2 separate regions of the Homo sapiens genome follow, and region 2 is linked to region 1. The links are chromatin loops, found by intact Hi-C in ENCODE. Cell type or tissue: Caco-2. All regions are shown on one strand. Links, peaks and the distances in the headings refer to the core of each region. The heading gives the core; the rest is flanking DNA.

The links. Hi-C counts contacts between places; a loop is a spot of excess contacts. Peaks named below come from ENCODE experiments on the same cell type or tissue, not always from the same donor. Only the 100,000 strongest peaks of a DNase experiment are listed, where the experiment ranks them.
Region 2: a loop joins it to region 1, with 8 times the contacts of the local background. A loop is called at or near these places in 2 of 110 quality-filtered maps.

What each region holds. Positions count from the first base shown.
Region 1 is chr20:59,238,190-59,248,883 of GRCh38, forward strand. The region is part of intron 4 of ZNF831 (zinc finger protein 831); the gene reads left to right. Among named protein-coding and RNA genes, the nearest start is that of EDN3, 57 kb to the right of the region's middle. In Caco-2, for the core only: a CTCF peak has its summit at 4,698; DNase peaks (open chromatin) are centred at 1,982 and 4,836.
Region 2 is chr20:59,288,988-59,299,681 of GRCh38, forward strand. No RefSeq gene overlaps it. Among named protein-coding and RNA genes, the nearest start is that of EDN3, 6.3 kb to the right of the region's middle. In Caco-2, for the core only: no CTCF peak of the experiment used is centred there; DNase peaks (open chromatin) are centred at 2,984, 4,402 and 5,944.

The sequences.
Region 1 (10,694 bases), core at 1,307-9,306:
CTTCTTAATCCTGATCAGTTTGGGCATTCCTGTTCATCCCTGCTCAGTCGGCCTGGGGCCTTTCTCACAGCTGGGTTGATTTCTGGGCCTTCTGTTTTTCAAACACTAAACTGGTTACCTCTGAAGAGCTGGGAAGCTGGTTCCCATCCACCAAGTGTCCTGACCCCCCAGTTTCCTCTGGAATCAGTGCATCTCGATTTCTCTCTCTCTTCCTCTCTACTTCTCATGTGGTCTCTGCCCACCCCTCTGCCTGGGGTTGCTTGGCTTAGGTAAGGCCTGGCCTTTTCAAGACCTGGGGCACTTTAGCCAAACACCCTGACCAGAGGAGAGGAGCAGCCAGTCGCCTAGATTGTCCAACCTTGACTTTGCCACAAAGGAAAGGCCACATTTGCTTTCTTTGTTTTCAAAGCTAATACATGGAAGAAGAAGGCTTAACTTTCTTTTCTCTTTGAGATTCGTGAGGGAGACAGCATCAAAGCTGCACCCTTCTGGCTTAGAAAATACACCCAGAAGCTATAATGAGCACCAAGATGAGATCTTATATACAGGGTACATTTCTATGCTAAAACTATTTTAAATTTTATTATCCACCTCATGCTATTTCATCTCCTCTCGTCCTCTCCCCCTTGTATCTATTAGAGCCTGGGTATGGATTTCTTTCCCTGAGATAAGTTTCATAATCACGAAGCATACTTGACAGTCACACACAGCAGACGCAGGGCCGGAAGAGGTTCAGCAAGGAAAATGGTAGCTGTGTTTTCCTCTCTATGAGAGAAATATTGGAATATTGGAGGTAAAATGGATGAATACATTCCCCCAAATAGAAGTTTTGAAGGTTGCTTTTGCATAGAGAAGTTGAAGACTCCATGAAGTGATAGAAAGCATGTAGATATGACAATTATTTTTCTTTTGTTCCCCTCACCCAGCATCCTTTGGGGTACAGGCCCACTTCCCATTTTTCTTCCCCTTTCTCCACATTGACTTTTTTTTTCTTTAATAAATTTTTATGATGGCCTGAGTGAGAAAACCAAACCAAACCCATTCCCAGCGCTTCCAGCCCTCAGGTTTTGTTGGATGTTCATGCAATTTTCTCATTATTTTTCTGTCAGTGTTCATAGAAACAGTGTAAACTACTTGATTTCAAAACCATTATGTTAGTTTACTGCATTATCATTTAAGCTGTGTATTCTTTTGTGATTTGAATTTAGTCATAACATATTTTAAAAGATAAGCCAAGAAGATTTCTCGAATACATTTTTGATGACAACTGCTTACGGTTCAAGTTTCCCCCCTTCTTTCATCTTTTATGTGACTTTCATTTTACATCCTTGATTTAGTTATTCTTTCTTTCTGTAAACACTTTTTTTTTTTTTTTTTTGAGATAGAGTCTCGCTCTGTCGCCCAGGCTGGAGTATAGTGACCTTGGCTCACTGCAACCTCTTCCTCCTGGGTTCAAGCGATTCTCCTGCCTCAGCCTCCCGAGTAGCTGGGATTACAGGCGCGCGCCACCACGCCTGGCTAGTTTTTGTATTTTTCGTAGAGACAGCGTTTCACCATGTTGGCCAGGCTGGTCTTGAACTCCTGACCTCAGGCGATCCGCCCACCTTGGCCTCCCAGAGTGCTGGGATTACAGGCGTGAGCCACCGCACCCGGCCATCTGTAAGCATTTTAAGCAGACCTTGTGACTTCTATTGAGAGAAGATTCTGGGGCAGCACAGTCTTACTTCTCCAGTTTTGTCTCACTCAAGAAAATACCCAGGTAGACAGCCCTGTGCTATGGTGAACTGGTTCCTCCAGCCCCCACCCCTGCCTAAGACCACCCCCAGGGGAGGATTCAGGGAAGTGGAAGCGTGGAAGACTCTAAAGATTACCTTCTCTCCCCTTGGGGAAGGTTTGTGTATTTTTTATTCTGTTCTTCTCACCCCCACCCCCACCTACCCCCACAGTCCCCCAGCTGCTGTCTATCCTCTGTGCGGAATTGTGTGCCTGCCACAAGATTCCCCTCCTGCGGCATTCTCCACCCCTTCTGCAGTTGGAATTTTCTGGATGCTTGACATTGTTTACACTCTTCTTCGGACAAGGGTTAAAGGCTACCTCCCATTTTCTGTCAGATCATAGATGTCCTTTCCTCTATTGCTTTAGAATTGCCAAAGAGACTCCTTTTGTGAGTGGTAGAATAGAATCCTTCAGGAAAGATGTAAAGGCTTTTTCTACACCTCAAAAATGGACTTTCTAGGCAGTTCTAATAATACATCAATTGCTGCTCTTTTAAAAACATCTAGAAATGAGATTTACTGATTGATTTGGTTGGTTTGAAAATTATTTCTAGGGGCCGGGCGCGGTGGCTCACTCCTGTAATCCCAGCACTTTGGGAGGCTGAGGCGGGCGGATCACGAGGTCAGGAGATGGAGACCATCCTGGCTAACACGGTGAAACCCCGTCTCTACTAAAAATACAAAAAAATTAGCCGGGCGTGGTGGCGGGCGCCTGTAGTCCCAGCTACTCCGGAGGCTGAGGCAGGAGAATGGCGTGAACCCGGGAGGCGGAGCTTGCAGTGAGCCAAGATGGCGCCACTGCACTCCAGCCTGGGCGACAGAGCGAGCCTCCGTCTCAAAAAATAAATAAATAAATAAATAAATAAAAATATTTCTAGGGAAATACTCTTCCTTTTTATTCCCTCTCTTTCCTAAATGTTGCTTTTGTCGTCCTACCTGTATTTTCAGGTAAGCTTTTGGGTTTGTGTGTAACTGAGCTTGTAAATTTTTAATGCATTTTAACCAGACTGAAGAAATTTACAGGAAGATAGAGATGCTACTGTGCGTCTAGGAGATAGTTTCTGAGGTAAAAAAGAAAAAAAAGTCCTATAATTAAAGTTTTATATTGTAAAATAATTTCTACAGCTGGTGTGAGGACAAAGGAGAGACTTCTTAGAATTCTGTAAGAATTTGGCCCCTCTCTTCCTATTATTCCTCCATTCCTCTTTGCTACCCCACGTCTCAGCTTCCAAGTTACATGCGACCTTGAGGTTCAAGTCTCCATGATCTCTTCATAGCAGAGCAGAGCTAAGTCTTGATATTTTATTCCTTGCTTTGGTCTAAAAGAACTCATAACCGGCCCCCTCTATTTTTTTTTAATCAGAACCCACAGAAACCATTGAGAGGCTTTTGCTGAAAAAAAAAAATGCCACTTGAGCTGCATTGCTAAGGGTTGCAGTTCCCGAAGTACTCTCTCTTTTGAGGTGGAAATCTTGAGAAAAGAAGCCAAGTTGAAAGTATTTCGGTGACCCCACAGTCCACCCGGTTGAGCTGCTTTTATTACAAACTTTTATACGTTTATAAGAAACATATATAAGAAAACTTTTGTAAGAAACGTTTATAAGAAAATGACACTTGTAAAATAAGCCAGAAAGCGTAGATTCTTGAGTAAATTTCTGTATGTGAAAGTTTTTAAAGAGTATTTTGGGCAATGTTTATTTCTTTCCTCTTTATCTCAGTCCTCTTGTCTTAAACAGTATTGAAGAAATGCTGTTGAATTTGGTACCTGAATAGGATTTTATATTACTGAAATATTCAAATTGACTGTTCCTTTAGTATTGTTTAGAAGAAATATCTGGGTGAAAGGAAGTTTTCTGCTTTCCAAATGCTTCACTTTCCTCTACGCCACAAAAAATAAGAGAACTGAAAGAGAAGAAAGAAAAGTACAATCGCCTAAGTACTCCACGAGATGGAATATCTAAACACGTTATGAAAACAGAACAATATTCCCCCATCGTCTTTTGCTGGTTTTCTTGTCGAATTAAGTTTTACTCGTCTGAAGTCTTGGTTTGAGCGAAGCCCTAAATGCTCCTTCAATATTTGTTGCTTCACAAAGGCTGGACTTAGAATGTTTTCTTTCCTAAGGTGATTAGAAAACCAAAATTGATGACGCCAACTCTAATATTTTCTTTCTTGTTTCTGTTTCTAGTTTGACAAGAGCCCATTTTTCCCCCCTCAGGATTAATGAAGGAGAGAAGGGGAGATCTTTCTTCCCAGCTATTATTATTGAAATGGATCAATTTCTCCTTTTTAAGGATGCAAATCTTGAGGAAAAATGAGCTCTCTCCAATACCTTAATTATATTTCAAGAAATGGGCTGTTGTTTATGAACTCATCCAGTATTGAGAAACATTGAAAATAATCATTCAAACAGTAGATACTCTTGATTTCAATTTTGGCATCATATATTTCAGAAGGTATTTTCACTAATTATATTTTTTCTCCTCATATATCCTTTTGCTGTCTAAATTTTAGATACACACTTGTGGTCTAGGCACAAATATTAACGATTGATTTTAAATATGACTTTCCGCTAAATATTGTTTGGAAAAAGAAAAACAAATCTCTAAATGGGAAATCTTAAATTGATTACCTTTTATCAAAGAAATAAGAGAAATGAGTACCACTAAGAAAAGTAATTTCTGAAATAAAATGTATGATTACTTTAGAAGAGACAAACTTTCAAAAAATTGCACTAGGAAAGAGAAGTACCCTGGTATGGGTTGCTAGATTTTGATAAATGTATTTTTCTGCTCTTTCGATGAGTCCTTCAGCCACATCTCTCTGAGGAACCAGGGCTGAGGCTTCATCACCAAGTCAACCCTCCTTAGATGGTTTTGTGAGGTGGCATTTTAGCGATTCCTCAGGCTGGTCACCTCAGACTCTCAAAGCAGATGAAGCGCCCTGGTGGTGTGGAGATGGGATGATTCATAACCCATCTCCTCTGTGGCATTTACCACAATACCAATCATTGTGTAATTCTGTCCTATTTTGTTTTATCTTCAGCTACGTGTATACTACAACAAGTACATAGAATAGAGCTTCTTAATTATTAGCAATAAACCTGTATTTAACTCCAGGGCAAGGCAGGGCAGGGGATGAGGGAGACCTCTATTCTTTCCCGTTGTCTTATTTACTTTCCCTCTTAATGGAATCTTTTCTTTTGAATTCAGCACATACCTAAGGTTTTAAGTGATTGAAATATTTTAACTGGATTTTTTTCCCCCACTAACATAGTTTAGGAAAATTCCTCTGAGGCTGAAGTTATCAACGCAGCTGCCTTTCATTGAAAAAATAGAAAAGCAAAGAAAACTGCTCAGACAGGTACTTTTAGAGGTAAAAGGTTTACCTAATCACGTTGAAGAGGTCGAATAGCTAAGTATTATGTGAGGATGGTGACGTAATTCTCTGAAATCAAGTAGATGAGAGTTATTTCTTCTTTTTATCCTTTGCACTTGTGTTACTCTGCCATAAGTAGACAGAGGGAGGTGGGAGGAGACACCCTTGGTGTTTGTTGTGCCCCATCTCTCTGTCACAAATCGCCTCAAAATGTTTTCCCAAGGAGAAACAAAATGGCAGCCTGAACCCTAGGACTCCCTCATCCACTCACTCCCTCCTTGTTTCTCTGACTAGAACTAATGGCTCTGTACCATTATTTTTCCTGTAAGAATTAATAGGGAGATATTCTTTTCCTAAAGCCATTAGTTAAGTAATATTGCTTACAGAATTGCTGAAACAGGATAACATCTCCTTCCCCAGAGTGTAAATCTTAAGAAATGATGAGGCAATTGCTTAAACACATCAATTATATCCCAAAACCTGAACTTTTCTCTCTACAATTTTCATTTAGAGTTAAGAAAGTTTGAAATTAATGATCCATAAAGTAGATTCTCCTGATTCAATTTTGGCACTGAAGAATGCAAATAATATTAACAATTTTTTTTTCCCTTCATTTAGTTTTCTTTCTTCCTCACAATTTATCCTCTCTTTATTTTAGCGCATTCTCTTCTTGTCTGGGCATGATTAAAGTTTTGACTTACCAAAAGATTTTAAGCATACTTTCCCCACTAAAAATGTTTTTTTGGAGAAAATGGTAAGTGAAGTGTTCTTCAACTGATTGCCTTTCATCAAAGAAAGAGAAGACGAATGAGAACCATAGAGAAAAGTGGTTTCTGGGAAAAAAAACAGATTTAAAACTATTACTGAGAGAGGCAAAGTTTCAAAAAAAATAGGATAGTACAGAAATACTCTAGATTTGGCTAGAGGTGGAAAAAATATATTTTTCTCTTCCTTTCATGAATCTCTCAGTTTTTCTGTGCCTGAAAAACTAAATTTTAGTTACTGGTGTGTGAGGATTTATCTCTGTCTTTCAGCAACCTGTTCTGATCTTCTGGTAAGAGGACTGATTTGACTTTTAGTTTTGCCTGAGCATATTCAGGTATAATACACTTTGGGGGTTTTCCTCATTATTTTGAGTTTGAATTTTAGAACCAATATGATTATGTGTCTCTTATTTTTCTTTCCAACTGATAACGCAATATCATGTTTGTTGCAAAAAAGAAAGTAGCATTGACTTATCCAAGGAAAGCCTGACAACTTCCAGCCACACTGCCCCTGAGGCCATCAGAGTTAGGTTGGCACACATCCTTCTACATCTTTCTCCACTCATAAACAAATACAGACAGACACCTTTTGTTGTTGTTTTTTACACAAAGGCTCATACCAGATGTAGTAATCGCCAATTCTTTTCTTCTTAATATGTTTTGTATATAACTCTAGGCCGATACGTATATAGATTGTTTTAATAGTGGCATACAATCCCCTAGTTTGGATGTACTACTATTTATCTGTTCATCCCTTCCTTTATTGATGGATGTTTATGTTGATGCCTATTGTTTTTCCTACCACAACTATTGCTGCAGTACACATTCTTGCCTGATTTCCCAAAGAGCAATTGCTGGATCAATGGTTTTATACTTACTTATTTCACCTTATAAGATACCACCAAATTACTTTTCAAAAACGGACTTACTCTCCCATCAATATTTTTAACAGTATTTTTAAAAAGAAACTTTGCTTCAGCAAGAGAGCAAACAAAGCCACGGTGAAGCTTTGCTATCAGAGTGGGCGGCGCATGTGAGTTTCTTAAATAACAAGAGGTCACCACCAAGCGGCCTCTCATTCAAATTCAGGCCACAGATGTGTTGGGTAGCACAATGCTACTGTCGTTTTGAAAACTAATTAGTTATGAATGTTTGAAAGCATGTGAAATACAGATTTTGATTTTTCTCCTGAAAAACAAACAGATCTGGTGAGCTGGACCCTCCGGCCTTCATTGTCTCAGTTGGCTGGAGCTAGGGGTCAGCCGCCCCTGGGGCCTGGGCTTGCTGTTTGGCCATCCCCAGGCAGGCACCCGAATTAGCAATTTGTCTGGCTCCTGTAGCATTTGAGTTTGTGATCTTTGGTTTAAACTAGGGTTTCTCAACCTGGGCACTGCTGACATTTGGCGACACTCCATTATTTGTTGCAGTGTGGGATGTGTAGCAGGGTTGCTGGTCTCCACCCACAACATGCCAGGAGCATCCCCTCCACTCCGAGTCAGGACCACCCAAAATTTCTCCAGACATCACCCTTGCTTCGGAACCACTGGTTTTTAACAAACCCACAAAATGCATTTTCCTCAGTCAATTTTGAAATAAACTTTTCAAAGACTGTTCCTGGGCAGTTTTCATTATTTCATTTGATGAAGGAACACTGTTGAATTCTGTACACGACCAAGCTTTAAAGTCACTGAAATGTTTCAAATCAGCCCCATTCACTGAATTTGGAGAAAGTATCTGAGAGGAAAAAGTGATCAAAACACGTTCATCTCAGGAACAGAAATGGAGAGACAACGGTGATTACATATGGTTTCTGAAGTAAAACCTTTACCTAATTACACACACATAAAAGATACAATTTCTAAATACTGTATGAAGAGGGTTGAATACATCTCTGGCACAAAGGTAGACATTGGCTTTGTTCACTTTGGTTTTCTTCGGTGGTTTCTTTTGTTTGTTCATCACGGGCCTGGGCCAGCTCACCTCTCCCTCCGCAGTCTGTCTCCTTGCGCTCACATAATCCTCCTCTGAAGGGATTTCTGAGGTATTTGGAGCCAGCAAGAGGCCAGGGATGGGTCTGGGGGTCTCTCCAGAGCCCTCTTCTCTCTCTGTGCCTTCACTCTCCTTCTCTGACAGGACTTCCGACATCTTTTCTCATTAGAATTAATGGAGAACTATCCCCAAAGCTATGAAGTCATAGTGCTCTGAAATTGCTGAAACAGAATAATTTCTCCTTCATTCTAGGGTGTAAATCTTGAGGAAAGATGAGAAGCTGTTTCAGGTATATCGATAATGTCCCAGGGAAGAGACCCACATAGACAATTTTCATTTAGCAACAAGAAACTTTTAAAAGAATGTTACACAAAGTATATCAGCCAGTTTCTGTTTTGGCTTTCAATCTTTCAAATGGCATTTTCTTTTTTATTGTCTTTTTTCCTTCTCTAATTTCATAATCCTATTTTCACTCTGTATTTTAAGGGCACACACTTGATGTCTGGACATGACAGAATTTTTAAAGCAAAATTTTAAACACCGCTTTGCACTGAATTCAGGATTTCTGTGAGGGGAGGGTGGTTATCTTGATTGCCTTTCATCAGAGAAATAGAAAAGAGATGAAAATTACTAAGAAAAATGGTTGTTGAAGTAAAAGATTAGTTTATGATTACTTAGAGGCAAACTTTCAAAAGATTGCATTAGGATAGTGCAGAAATACCCGAGGCTGTACTTGATAAATCCATCTTTCTGGTCCTCTCCCCCAACCCTCCCTGCCTGTGCAGCTGAAGTCGGAGCTGCTTCTCACTGCTCACCGCCCACTGACTTCTGATTATTTTTTGATTGGCATTGACATCCAACGTCTCCCATTCTCTCTGCCTGAGAGGAATAAAACCTCTTTCTTCCATCATTTTTAGCCATTTTTTTCGTAAAGAGGCTTCATAAACAAAAAATGTAATAGGATTGCAGAAACAAATGAATTTACTGTCAAAGAAACTTTAGCATAACGTCAGGTATGCAACAGAGACTTAAAGAAAATTGGTTGAATAATTACATGTATAGATGATTCAGACTTAGAAAGCCATCCAGGACAGGGGTGATGTCAGATGATTTACTGTGTGCATAGTTTTGCTCTTTTCCATAGATACAGGTTGGGTTGGGGTCCTATTTCATGGCCACCCAGCACCTTCGTGCTTTTTCTTTCATGCTATTTACTATATTTGCTTGGTGAATTTTTTATATAATTATTTGCTTACTGAATTTCTCCCCCGTTGAACTATAATTATCATGTGGGTGTGTCTGCCTCGTTTTCCACAGAACAAATGCCCTGTGTTTAGCACAGTTCTTGGCACGGTTGTTGGTTGTGCTTGGTGCTCAGTAAATATTTAGGCTCAATAACATAGGCTCGAAAACAGGCTTAAAAATATTTGAATAAATAACTGTCCACAAAGTTATTACTTTTAGAGATCTGCCCAGCTTTCTATAAGTAATTGCTAGCACATTGTGGATCTGTTAATTCCCGGGATGCTTCTAAACAATTTAATCACAGATTAATTAATAGTCTAGGAAATTACTCCTATATTCTTGTTTATATTTGCAGCTTGCTTAGAAGGTTGATTTTATAGACTCATTTTTAACCCTTTTTTTAAATAATAATTCAGTCTTTGGAATCCACATTCATGGAGTTTTGGTGTATTGGGACAAACCAAAAGAAATATATCAAATTACTTACATTTTTAGTTAATGATATTTGAGCAGTGCGTTTATAGCATTTTAATAAGGCCTAGACATTAGGCAGCTGGAAGAAGATTTGGCATTAAAGATGTCTACAGTTATGTTGTAAGTTTCATCATGTTGTTTATTTATTTCATTTTCTTTCTAAGTATTTTACAGTTTCCTGTAGCCTTTTCAAGATGGCCACATTTAAAATTGCTGTAACACTTTAAGTGGCCTCTTCCTCTAAATGCAGTCTGGCAATTATTTCTGAGGGAAGTTATTAAAAACACAGCCTTTAATCAGGGAAAGAACAGCACGGCACAGAGAGCTGTGATGAGAGATGGTCTCTCTAATAAGAGTCCCATAATTGTGTAAGAGCGATCGAATTTCTGAAGATGGCATTAAGACAGTGGAGTTTGTAATTTCTGAGGATGTAGGAAGTGATTCATACAGTGTGATGCTGAAGCCTCAATGGAATCACATTCTGTGATTTAAAATTTGGCCAGGGAACTACTTCCTTTTTGAAAAGGGCCATTCATTTAAAAGCAAGTTAGTGTCCTTCCTCAATAATCCAAATCAGTTTAACACACTTCAGTGACATTATTTGAGCATTTTTCACAATTATTAAAGATAATTCACTTTTCTCTGTAGACTGCAGGGTCAAAAACAAATTAGATCAGTGGATTTTCTTCCTTTACTTTCATAGATGAGTCAGAAGTTATTGGTCAAATGTGCACATGACCTTTCTACTTAAGCTTAAAAACCAAAACAACCTGTTGGGAAGACATTTGGCCAATCTGATTATTTTCTCTACACTAATTGGTTTTACTTCTTCATTGAATTGAATGAATTGCATGGTTGTTTTGTCACTGTGGGGACAGAGCTTAATTCACTTAGAGTGAGCACTTGTGCTTGGTGAACGATGAGGCTAAGGAAATGCATATCATCACCATTAATTTTTGATAATTTTTCATGGGTGAGAATGAAAACATATCTTGAATCCACCCCTTTTTTCCCTTTCTATTTCTGGTGCCCTAGTCAAGCCATCTCATCTGGCCCCTGGATTATCCTA
Region 2 (10,694 bases), core at 1,014-9,013, 51 kb after region 1:
AAGACCCAGAGGCAATGGAGGGGAGGGGTGGCCGGAGAAAGCCTCATAACATGAGGCAGCATTGCCATAGGGTCCTTTGATCCCACCTGCATGCTCCCAGCCTCTGCTCCCAAGGTGGTGCCCTTGTTAAGTTGGCTTCAGGTGGTGACAGGCACACAGATCCCCAAGGCAGGGGATTCCTGCTTTCTCCTCTAGAGAAGGGGCTGGGTTCATTTCTATTTGAAAGAAACCCCATCTGTTAGAGGACATCTTGACACCAACCACTCCTTGTTCACATGCTTGCAGATGTTTGCTCAGTTCAGCAAACTCATTTGATGAGCTTCAGTTGGGTGCCAACACCTGCCAGATACTGCAAGAAGCTGAGGACATGAAGGTGTTGATGGCATGTACCTGAAATCGAGGGGCTCCCCTGTCGTCAGCGGGATGTGCCAGGGCAAGGACATGCTACCACAGAGAAGGGAGTGCAAGACAGCGATGAAATGCCTGGCATTGGCATCAGATAGACCTCAATTATGGCCCTCACACCCCCATTTACGTAGCTTTATGACCCGAGTCCAGGTACTTAATTTGTCCAGACCTCAGTTCCCCAGATGGCGACAAGGGATTGTAAGAGTACCTATCCAATGGTTGACATGAAGATAAAATGAGATCAGATATGGAAGAGCTTAGTGTGGTGCCTGGCACATAGTGGAGACTCAAGAAATTGTGGCTTTTAAACACAATAATGGGTTATGGTTCATCTACAGATTTGCAGAAACCCACCTCCGGTGTTTTCTATCTGGCCATGTGGAAGGTAAACTGCATCCTGCCTGTGCTTGCGTCACACTCAGGAATCACTGCGTGGAAAGCTCCTCCTAAGATGTCCTTCAAGAGCCAAAGTAGAATTCTCAGCTGAGAGACGGACTGTTGCTAGAGCTGCCTCCAGACTGTCTCTCGGTCTCCTTGCAGCAGACATGATACAAAGTTTTTCACTTTACAAATAATTCCTCTACTTTGCAAAAGGAGTGATTTTTTGCAAACTAGGGTTGCTTTAGAGTCAACCTCTAGTAGTGCCTGACAGCTTCTGTTGCTCTGTAGTGAACAAGGAGCTCTTGTTGGGGGAAGGAGGCTTCGTTGGGCGATGGGAACAGAGGGGTGGTGGCAGCGCTTCACCACTTCACTGGGGCAGCAGCCAGGCAGCACTCAGGTAGCCCTTTGGAACGTGGGCCACACCCTCAACTGTGATCACCCAGGTCCTGGTGAGACCTGCCTGGCCTTTGCCAGAGTGGAGGGACACTGGCTGGAAATCCTCAGGCCTGAAGCTGAGTCCTGCCTCAGAAGCAGCCCCACCAGCCAGCCAGATGCTGGCAGCTGCTCTCCCACTGGCTGCCCAGACCTGCCCTCCTATGTAACGGGATGTTCCCTCTTACCTGTTCTCTTCTTCACCTCTCAGCACTGGAGCACTTCCTCAGGGACCAAGGTTGCATTGCCCTGTTCTAACACCTTGGACTTGTCCTTCCAGCCACTGTCACATTTGTCATTTTACTTTGGCCAGACAAATGTTGCCTCCCTGCTAAAATATAAACTCCTAGAGGGTAGGGGCAAGGCCTGTCAGCATTGTGCCTGATACCGAGGAGGTATTCAAGTGTTTGCTGGATGCATAAACATGGAACAGAACTAGGGCCAGCCACTCAACCAGTCAGGTGGAGCGGGGTTGGGGAGGGTGGGTCCCCAAATATTTTTATCACTGTGGTCATTGTAACAAAAATAATAACAGCTTATTTTTGTACAGTTATTAGGATGTGCATATTATCATACACATGTATCTCACTTAAGGTCCTCCCAATCAGGATCTTAGCGAGCTAGCTAGTATCATTATGGTGATTATTTTTCCAAGGAGGAAACTAAGCAATATGCTCACAGCGAATACTTTGAGTGGCATCTGAACCCAAGCTGTGATGCACAGGCCCTTGCCACCAGCTACCCTGCAGGCAAGCTCAAGAGTGGAGCCTGAGATAATGTTATAAGGTGCATGGACATGACACTGATACTAAATCGCATAATGACAAGGCTGCTGCCTCCTTCTGTTCCAATCCCGACTGCCCCAGGACAGCCTCCCTTTGATGAAAGCATATTTTTAACACCTCCCCAACACAGAAAGAGAAGGCCAGCCAGGAACTCCACAGCCCACAGTCATATCTTGTTAGAATGTTAATGATGGAGTTCTGTGCTTTCATTATATGTATTTTTATTTTTGTGAGACAGGTTCTCACTCTATTGCTCAGGCTGGAGCGGCAGTCACTCATCTTTTGTGGGCTTAACTGCCATCATATGCCTGACTTTAGCGTCTGGCATGAATTAATCCCTTATTCATGCTATTGAGGAAAAGGCAGATATGGGCTTAGAATTTTCCTATTATGAGCCTCACCAGGCATCTCATTCCTTCTGGGCTGATTTGGTCCTGATGGCCACAGCAGGGAGTGGGGACAGCTGGTCTAGCAGGGTAGCTAAGCTACATATGGAGAAGACTGGAGAACTAGGGCAGAAGAGGAAACCAAGGGTAACCTCTCTAGAACACTTGATATATAACCAGCTCTGGTAACATATATGCAGTACGGCCATATTTTAACCTACTTTATGTGTTTAATTTCCATAAAAACAACCACCCCAGTGGTGATGACAATAACCAACACTAACATGTTTTATCAATTAGAAAGTATTGTTGTTCCAAGTGAAAGATAGATGGAAATGGGCTTAGAACATAGGGATTGGGGTGCCCGGATGCATGTCTCGTTCAGGTGAGGCGTGATGCAGTGCCTCCGACGATGCCACTGCAGGCCTGATCCCCTCCAGGCTCTGGTCCGTCTTCCACGGCTTCGCCTTCAACCCGAGGCTCTCCAGTGGGGCAGATGGCATCTCTTTCCTGGAAGCTCCAACCAACGTTGCTGATGAGTCACTGGCTCTGACTGGGTGACATGCACATGCCTGTTTAAACACCTGTCCAGAGGGTGAGGCATGCTGTTCGGACTTTGGAGTCAAAAAGACCTGGGTTAAAATCGTGATTCCCACCATTCTCCCCACCCCTTGCCTACCTGCCTGGCTCTGGCAAGCCACCTCCCCTTCTGAGTCTCGGTTTCTGCATTCGGAAAGTGGGGATAACGGCAGCACTCACACAGTGGAGCTGTGAAGATGAAACAAGAGAATGCGGGGAGGGCAGCGAGCACCTCTGTGGAGCATCTACCACCTGTCAGGCCCCAGCCTAGGTACTGGGACCACAGCGGTGGACAAGGAGATGGTGACCTGCAGCTTCTAGCAATGTCGCAGGGGTGACAGACACTCTCCACATCAGCCCAGAAACAGGATCAGAGAAAGTGGTATCTTCAGAAATGCTGAAGTATGCTCTAAGGAGAAGTCCTGGGTCTTCTCCGGAGCATCAGCAATGGGTGACTCAACCTAGCCTGAGAGGTCAGAGTTTTCCCCAAGAAGCTGTCCTTGACCTGTAATCTGAAAAGAGAGTTGATGGTGCAGCGGAGCATCCCTCATAGGGTCGCCGTATTGCTCCTCCCAGAACCCAGGAAGTCCATTCCTACCGTGTACTTCCACCTGTGTGGAACACTTCCCATGACTGCGTGGGTTCGCCTCTTTGAGTCTCTGCTCAAATTTCCTCTTCACTCCAGTCAAAATGGTGCCAGTTTCTTCACGCTACACATCTTTCTCTGCCCTTCCCATTACTGTCTCTTTCATCAAGCCCAATGTCATATTAGTTAATTCTTTGTTTTGTCTTAGTTCTTGGAGGCATCTCATGGAGGCACCATCTTGTTCCCAGGGGTAATCTTAGTACTTAGAAAAAGTGTCTGACTCCCAGTAGGTGCTTAATAAGTAGTTGAATGAATAAAGGGACAAACACAGAACCCTTTTACATGACTTTCATAGTGATGTGAGTTGCGACATCTCAGTAACTAAGAGTTTAATTCTAAGGTTTTTTTTTTCTTTTTTTTTTTTTTTAAAGCCAAATGATTCCCATTTCCTCCCCAATCCATCAGCACGTTCCGGCAGGAGATTTTGCTCTCTCGGAGTCCTACGTCTCTGAGAAGGTACCAGGTCAAATCCTGCCCCCCCTGCATTTCTGAATCTGAATTATGACTTCCGGGCTTGATTGTGTTACTCTTTTGTTTAACTGTGTCCTGCTAAAGTGGTTTGAGCTCATTAAAAACACAATTGTGAAATTTCTTTCAGAAGAAAATGCGTCTGTGCCCTAGCTTGAGAAGTTCTGTGAAGTCCATTCCTTATTTTAGGTTTTGAAAGTTCCAGAATCCGGCAGCCAGCTTAGATTTCTGTTCTTCCTTCCCCCACCCGCAGTGGCTTCTCCTCCGTCCCATTGGTTTTTGCTGCCCTCTCACCGTTCATTTCCTTACTTCTCTTTCAAGTTTGAACTGTTCCCAGGTGTGAGGGAGGAGGAAAAGTAGGTGACATACTAGGAATGCAGAACCTTCAATATCTTTTTTTTCTCTAGCGCTGGGGACAGAAGTTTAAATAGTTTCATGTAAGGAAAAAAAGCTAGCTGTTTTTTTTTGTGGGGGGGTGGACCCACAAGCCTCAACAACAATGAATCACCTGCACTCTATAAATTCCTCTATTTTTAACCACTGCTTTTGATGTTTAAGAGTGGCAACTTAGGTTTGGAGCCCAACTTCATGTTCAGCTCAGCCAGCATCTACAAATGGATTTCTCAGGACCACGACAGCACTTTAGGCTGTTGTAGGACTTCATTTCCTGCTTGTGGTAGATTGCAAATAGCCCCAATTCTTCACACCTCTCTTACTACACCCTTTGCCATGGTGTGCCCTCCTGAGTCACAACAGCTTGGCCATGGGACTTGGTTTGGCCATTGGGATGTTCATGGAGCCAACAGAGGCTTGCATGGGGCCCGTGTGTTAAGCTTTCATCTCTGGAGCCCCTTCTCCTGCTATGAGAAGGACATACCTGGCTGGCCTGCTGGAGGAAAAGAGACTTGGGGAGTAGAGGTGAGTAATTCTCATTGTCTCAGTCAAGGTCAACCCGGATCCTCCAGCAGCTATCCCCAGACAAACGACTGAGTCCAGCAGGGGGTCTAGGCAGTCCACAGAGCTGCCTAGCCACTGGATGCTTTGCTGACCATCATTGCAGTTTGAGGAACACTTGTAATGCACATTACGTGGCAATGGATAACTCATACACCATCCTCAAAGGACTTCCAATCTGGTGAGAGGCAAAAGTTTGCACATAACCATAATTACTAAAACTACTATCACTGCTGGGTAACATTTATCCAATGCTTATTTATTTTGCTCCAGGTCCTATATTCAATGCTTCACTGTCATTTAATCTGTGCGACAACGCTTATCCTCAGTTCACAGATGAGGAAATTGAGTCTCAAAGAGGTGCAGTGACTTGCCCAAGGTCACACAGCTAGGCAAGGGGGATGTCAGTATTTTGATCCAGGTCTGTTTGACTTCAAAGCCCATGAGTGAGGCCATTATGCTTTCCTGCAAGTCTAAATGTTTGAGCAGCTACAGGAGGATCTCAACATATTATTTTTTTAAACAGGCAAATCAGGTTGCTAGAAGGGGCAGCATTTGATCTGGGACTTAAAGTGGCTTTGGTCAGGATTTCATGCAATGAGGTGAGAATGAAGGAGTGCTTATGTGAATATTTTTATTCTGCAAACAGATCAAGGTATTTGGCAGCTGCTGGAAAGTTTTCCACATCCAGTGATTGGCTGCATTTGGTGGACACAGGGACTCATCACTATATGAACTTTAAAGGGATACAGCTTGTGAAAAATTCCTCTGATAAAAGTCAAGGCTACTTCAAGGTAATTAAAACACACAGGTGTGTTTGTGGCATGTTGACTTAACTTATTCAAAAGCATCTCTCCCATGTATCTGCTGAGATGCTTGAAATTCCCAACTTTGGCTGAGGCATTGAAGGCTCCAGTTAAAGTACACACATGTTGTTTGAGATAAGTTGAGACTGTGTGTGTGTGTGTGTGTGTGTGTGTGTGTGTGCGTGCATGCGGTCTGGGTCAGGGCTCCTGGGAGGGATGGGAAAGGTATGAGTTAGAGGCATTGCTGAAATAAAACAAATACCAAAATGCAAGAGATTCCAAAAACAAATCGACTTCCTTTACCTTTTTCCCCCAAGGGCTGGGTGCTGTTGAGAGATGGAATCTGTGCCCTTCCATCAGGAAGTGGTCTGTCTATGGGTATGAGGCTCCAGGTTAGCATTGCATTGGATGGTTGTATAATGTGCTGCTTCGGGGTCCAAATGGCCACTCTTTCTCTCTTCCCTGCATGGTTTCTACTCCCACCAGAGATGGTTTTGAACGAGCACTTATGTCTTGCCTGCTAGAACTGTGAAATTTCAGACTTTCTAGAAAAAAACTAAGCATTTATTTCAGTAGCTCTTCTCATTCCCTGACCAATGAACCAACATAGCCATTCTGCTGCTGGTTCTGGAGACAATTACCATGAGCAGCATCCATGTTCTTTACAGCCTACTCCACTCTCACAGTAAGTTGAGACAAAACACATCGGGATGCTTTTGACTGCGAGTGGAAGAAACCTAACTTGAACTGGTGTCAGCAAAGATGGAGATGTCTTGGCTGATGTAGGTGAAAGGTCCAAGGAGCCATGTTGGGTCCAGGGCTTATGACTTAGCCTTGATTCCCTACTTCTACTTTCTACTTTCTACCGATTACTCTGTGTTGGCACCATTCCCGGAGAGACTTTTCACCTCATGATGACAAGTACTGCTGGCACCAGCAAGCTTTCATCTGATTTTCTCAGCGGCTCCCCAGAAAAACAGAAGAGCCTCTTTTCAAAGTCCCAGAACTGAATCTCCTGGGTCCTGAGCAGCCAGGCTTGGCTCATGGGCCTATCTCTGGACAAATCACTATATTTAAAGTTGTATTAATTTCTTATTGCTGCTGCAACAAATCATCATGAACTTAATGGTTTAAAACAATACCAATTGATTATCTTATAGTTCTGGAGGTCAGCAGTCTAAAAATAGGTTGGAAGGGCTATGTGCCTTCTGGAGGCTGAAGGAAAGAATTCATTCCCTTGCCTTTTCCATTTTCTAGACATTGCCTGTGTTCCTCTGCTCATAGCCTTGTACCAGCCCAACTTCTGTTTCCATTGTCACAGCTTCTCTGACGCTGACCCTCCCCCTCCCTCTTAAAAGAACATTTTTAAAAATTACATTGCCCACCGCCCCCCACCCCCGATAATCCAGGGTCATCTCCCATCTCAATGTCTTTAATCACACCCTTAAAATCCCTTTTGCCATGTTAGTTGACATATTCACAGGTTCTGAGGATTAGGACATGGACATCTTTGGGGATACCATTATTCTTCCTATCTCAAAGATGATGTATGGTCTGATTAGTTAATCCATAGTCACAAGCCTGGCCCTGGAGCGTCCCCTGAAACCACTTGGACAGAGAAGGGGAGGGGTGGTTCCCCAGGGGAAGATGTGGTCCATTACCAGACCTGGAGGGATGGGGATGCTGGCAGGGCAACAACAGCAAATGTCCACAGCAGAAAACACAGGAAAAAACTTCAGGACTCTTTTGAACAAGTTTTGTTGCTTTTGGGATCACCCGATTTCTCTTAGGCTTTGAACACATTTTATTGATAGCACTAAAGTTCAGAATGCATTGTGATCATTTTATTTCACGGAGAATATTATACACAGTGTACCTCATTTGTAAAGCAAGGGATTTGGAGCCTGGCACTTCCTCCAGTGCATCTTAGAATGAACCACGTGCCAGTGAGGGAAGACACAGCTAAGAGTTGGACAACATGGAAAAGCACTTAATTACTTGGTTTTTGAGTAAGTCCAGAGTTCCTGCTGCTGTGGGTGGGTGGGGAGAAGAAATTCCAGCATGATGGAAAACTACATAATGTATTATGTTACTCTCCCTTAAATCCCTTAAATTAAAGGAAAAACAATCTTCAAAGAATCATAAAGCACATAAAGAGACAACTTGAGGGGATGCTTATCTGAGATAAATTGCAACATTCTTAATGGCTGGGTTTTGAATCAAAATGTAAGTGGTAAGGACTCAAAGTATCAGTCGCACATCTGCTGACTTGGAAAAAGTTGAGGAAAAATAAACACAATGACCAAGCCGTGCACTTGGCCGAGCCCCAGCAGTGTCCTGATACATGACTTCTCCTAGGGGCACATTGGATGCTGAGGCAGTGAAGGAGGATCAAGGAATATTGGCAGACGTCTGCGGAGAAGAATGCCTATTCATTCGTGTCCTCTGTAGAGGTCATCATTCCTTTACATGACCTTCCATCAGAGATTATGGAATGGAAACTAGACAGATGGAGAGGCAGTGAGTTGTCAATGATACACAGAAGAAAATGGGAACCATTAAAACCTTGGGTATGAGTTCCAGAGGCAGCGCTGCTTAAGCATTATGAACTCTGTCCCTGGAATCATGTGGAGTCAAATTTGAATCCTGATAGACTGCCACTTAATAGATGCATGGTTGTAGGCTGGTTACTTTGACCTTTTCGAGCCTTAGTTTTTTAATCTGTGAGATGGGGATAATGTTAGCATAAATTTTGTTGAGTTGTCACAAGGGCAAAACAATGATGGAAACCACCAGCTTGCCATTGAGTTACATGAATTGTATATTTCCTTTGCACATTTCTTAGCCTGGAACCCAGAAGGCTTTGTGATCTTGCCAAGTCTCCAAGCCGGCTTTACAATGAATTACTTCATATTGTAATTGAGGTTACCTTTACTTGACTTAAGTGTATTAATTTAGAAAGGAATTTTATGTCAATCACTACCATGCACAGTAAGCCCGATTCCACAGCCTGACAAAGGCTCCAAGCCTATGGCCTGCTATCCCTTTGTACAAGCCTATGGCCTGCTACATTCCTTTTGTATCCCTTTGTTCAAAAATCCCTTTGTACAGCTCTCTCTCTGTTCGAGAGCTGTTAAAGACACATCGAGTCATTGCCCTGGCCATCGTCAGAAGCCAGAAGAACAGTAGGAAAGGGAGCTCTTTCGCTTGAGAGCTGGTGTTGGCGAGTGTCACTGCAGGCTGCTGCCTCAAATCATGGCGCCCGGCTTGCTTTAGGGACCAAGGACAATGCTGCCTCCTCTGATCATCCAGCTGAACACACTGTCTTCTTCTCTTAGCTCTGTGCGGCGTTTTATGTTCTCAGCATCCTGGATCCTTGGCGATCTATTTCTGAACTTCCTTACCTCAACTAGAGTAGAAGACCCAGAGGGCAGGGCCAGCTCCATCCTGGTATTTGGCTAGCACCTCCTGGTGCCTGAGAGGCTCATCCAGGGTTTGTTGATTTTTAGTCCCAGTGAAGACAAGTGGTGGTCGGCTTCAAGCTACTGAAGGCCATAGACCCAGAGAGTGGTCTAAGCAGCCATGATACCTCCTGTGTCTGAACATGGTACCCGGAAACCTCCTCCTACTCCTTTTCTCCTTTTAGCTGATTAGTATATTTTCTATTCCTCCAGCCATCCCCCAATCCAAGAACTTTTTATTTTGTTGAAGATGGAAATTTTAATTCCAAAGAGATAGTAATTATTATGGTCTGAATATTTGTCCTCTCCAGATTTATCTGTTGAAATCCTATCCATGAAGGTGATGATGTCAGGAGGTGGGGCCCTTGAGGGGTGATTAAGTCATGAGGGTTGCAGCCCTCATGAATGGGGTTGGTGTCCTTAGAAAAGAGACCCCCAGAGAGCTGCCTTGACCCTTCCACAACTGAGGATGCAGTGAGAAGTCACCATCCATGATCAGAAATCGAGCCCTTATTAAACACCGAATCTACCAGCACCTTGATCTTGGTTTTCCAGACCCCAAAAATGTGAAAAATAAAACTCTGCGGTTTATCAGCCACCCAGCTTATGGCGTTTTGTTATAGTAGCCCCAACAAACAAAGATAATACTAAAATGATCCAAATTCTAGCCCAGCAGGAACAGAAGATATTGTGAGTCTTGGGTTTTTCTTATTTTCAAAGCATCAAGTGCAAAAACAAACAAATAAACACTTGGATTCAAGGGCTAGGCAGGATGGGATGGGAGTGGGGGGATGGAGAACTTCAGCATCAGCTTCAGTGCTGGAAGCTTGAGTGCTACTCTAGTTACTGCAGCTCTGTACCAATTTACCCAGAGTTTAGTGCTGTAAAACAACCATTTATTATGCTCATGGATTGTGTGGGTGGGAAGTTCGGACAGGGTACAGCGGGACAGCTATTCCTCAGTTGGAAGTCTTGAGGGCTGGGAGCTCAAATCATCGGAAGGCACATTCACTCAGGTCAGTGGCTGACACTGGTGGTCGGCTGGGAGGCCTCGGTTTCTCTCCACGTAGGTTTCTCCAGGTGATCTCTCCAGGTGGGCTTGTTAGGGCTTCCTCCTGGTACAGCAGCTGTGTTCAGAGGACAGGTGTCCTGAGCTATCAAGCCAGGGGGATGTTGTAGCACTCTTTTGGACTGTCCTCAGAAACTGCTCTGGTCACTTCAGCTGCTTTCTAGTTTTCAGAAGCTGGTCGTTAAGGCTAGTAGAGGGCAGGACCCAATTCAACCCCATTTTTTAGAGATGAGGTCTCGCTATGTTGCCCAGGCTGGTCTTGAACTCCCAGGCTCAAGCAATCCATCCACCTTGGCCTCTCAAAGAGCTGGAATTACAG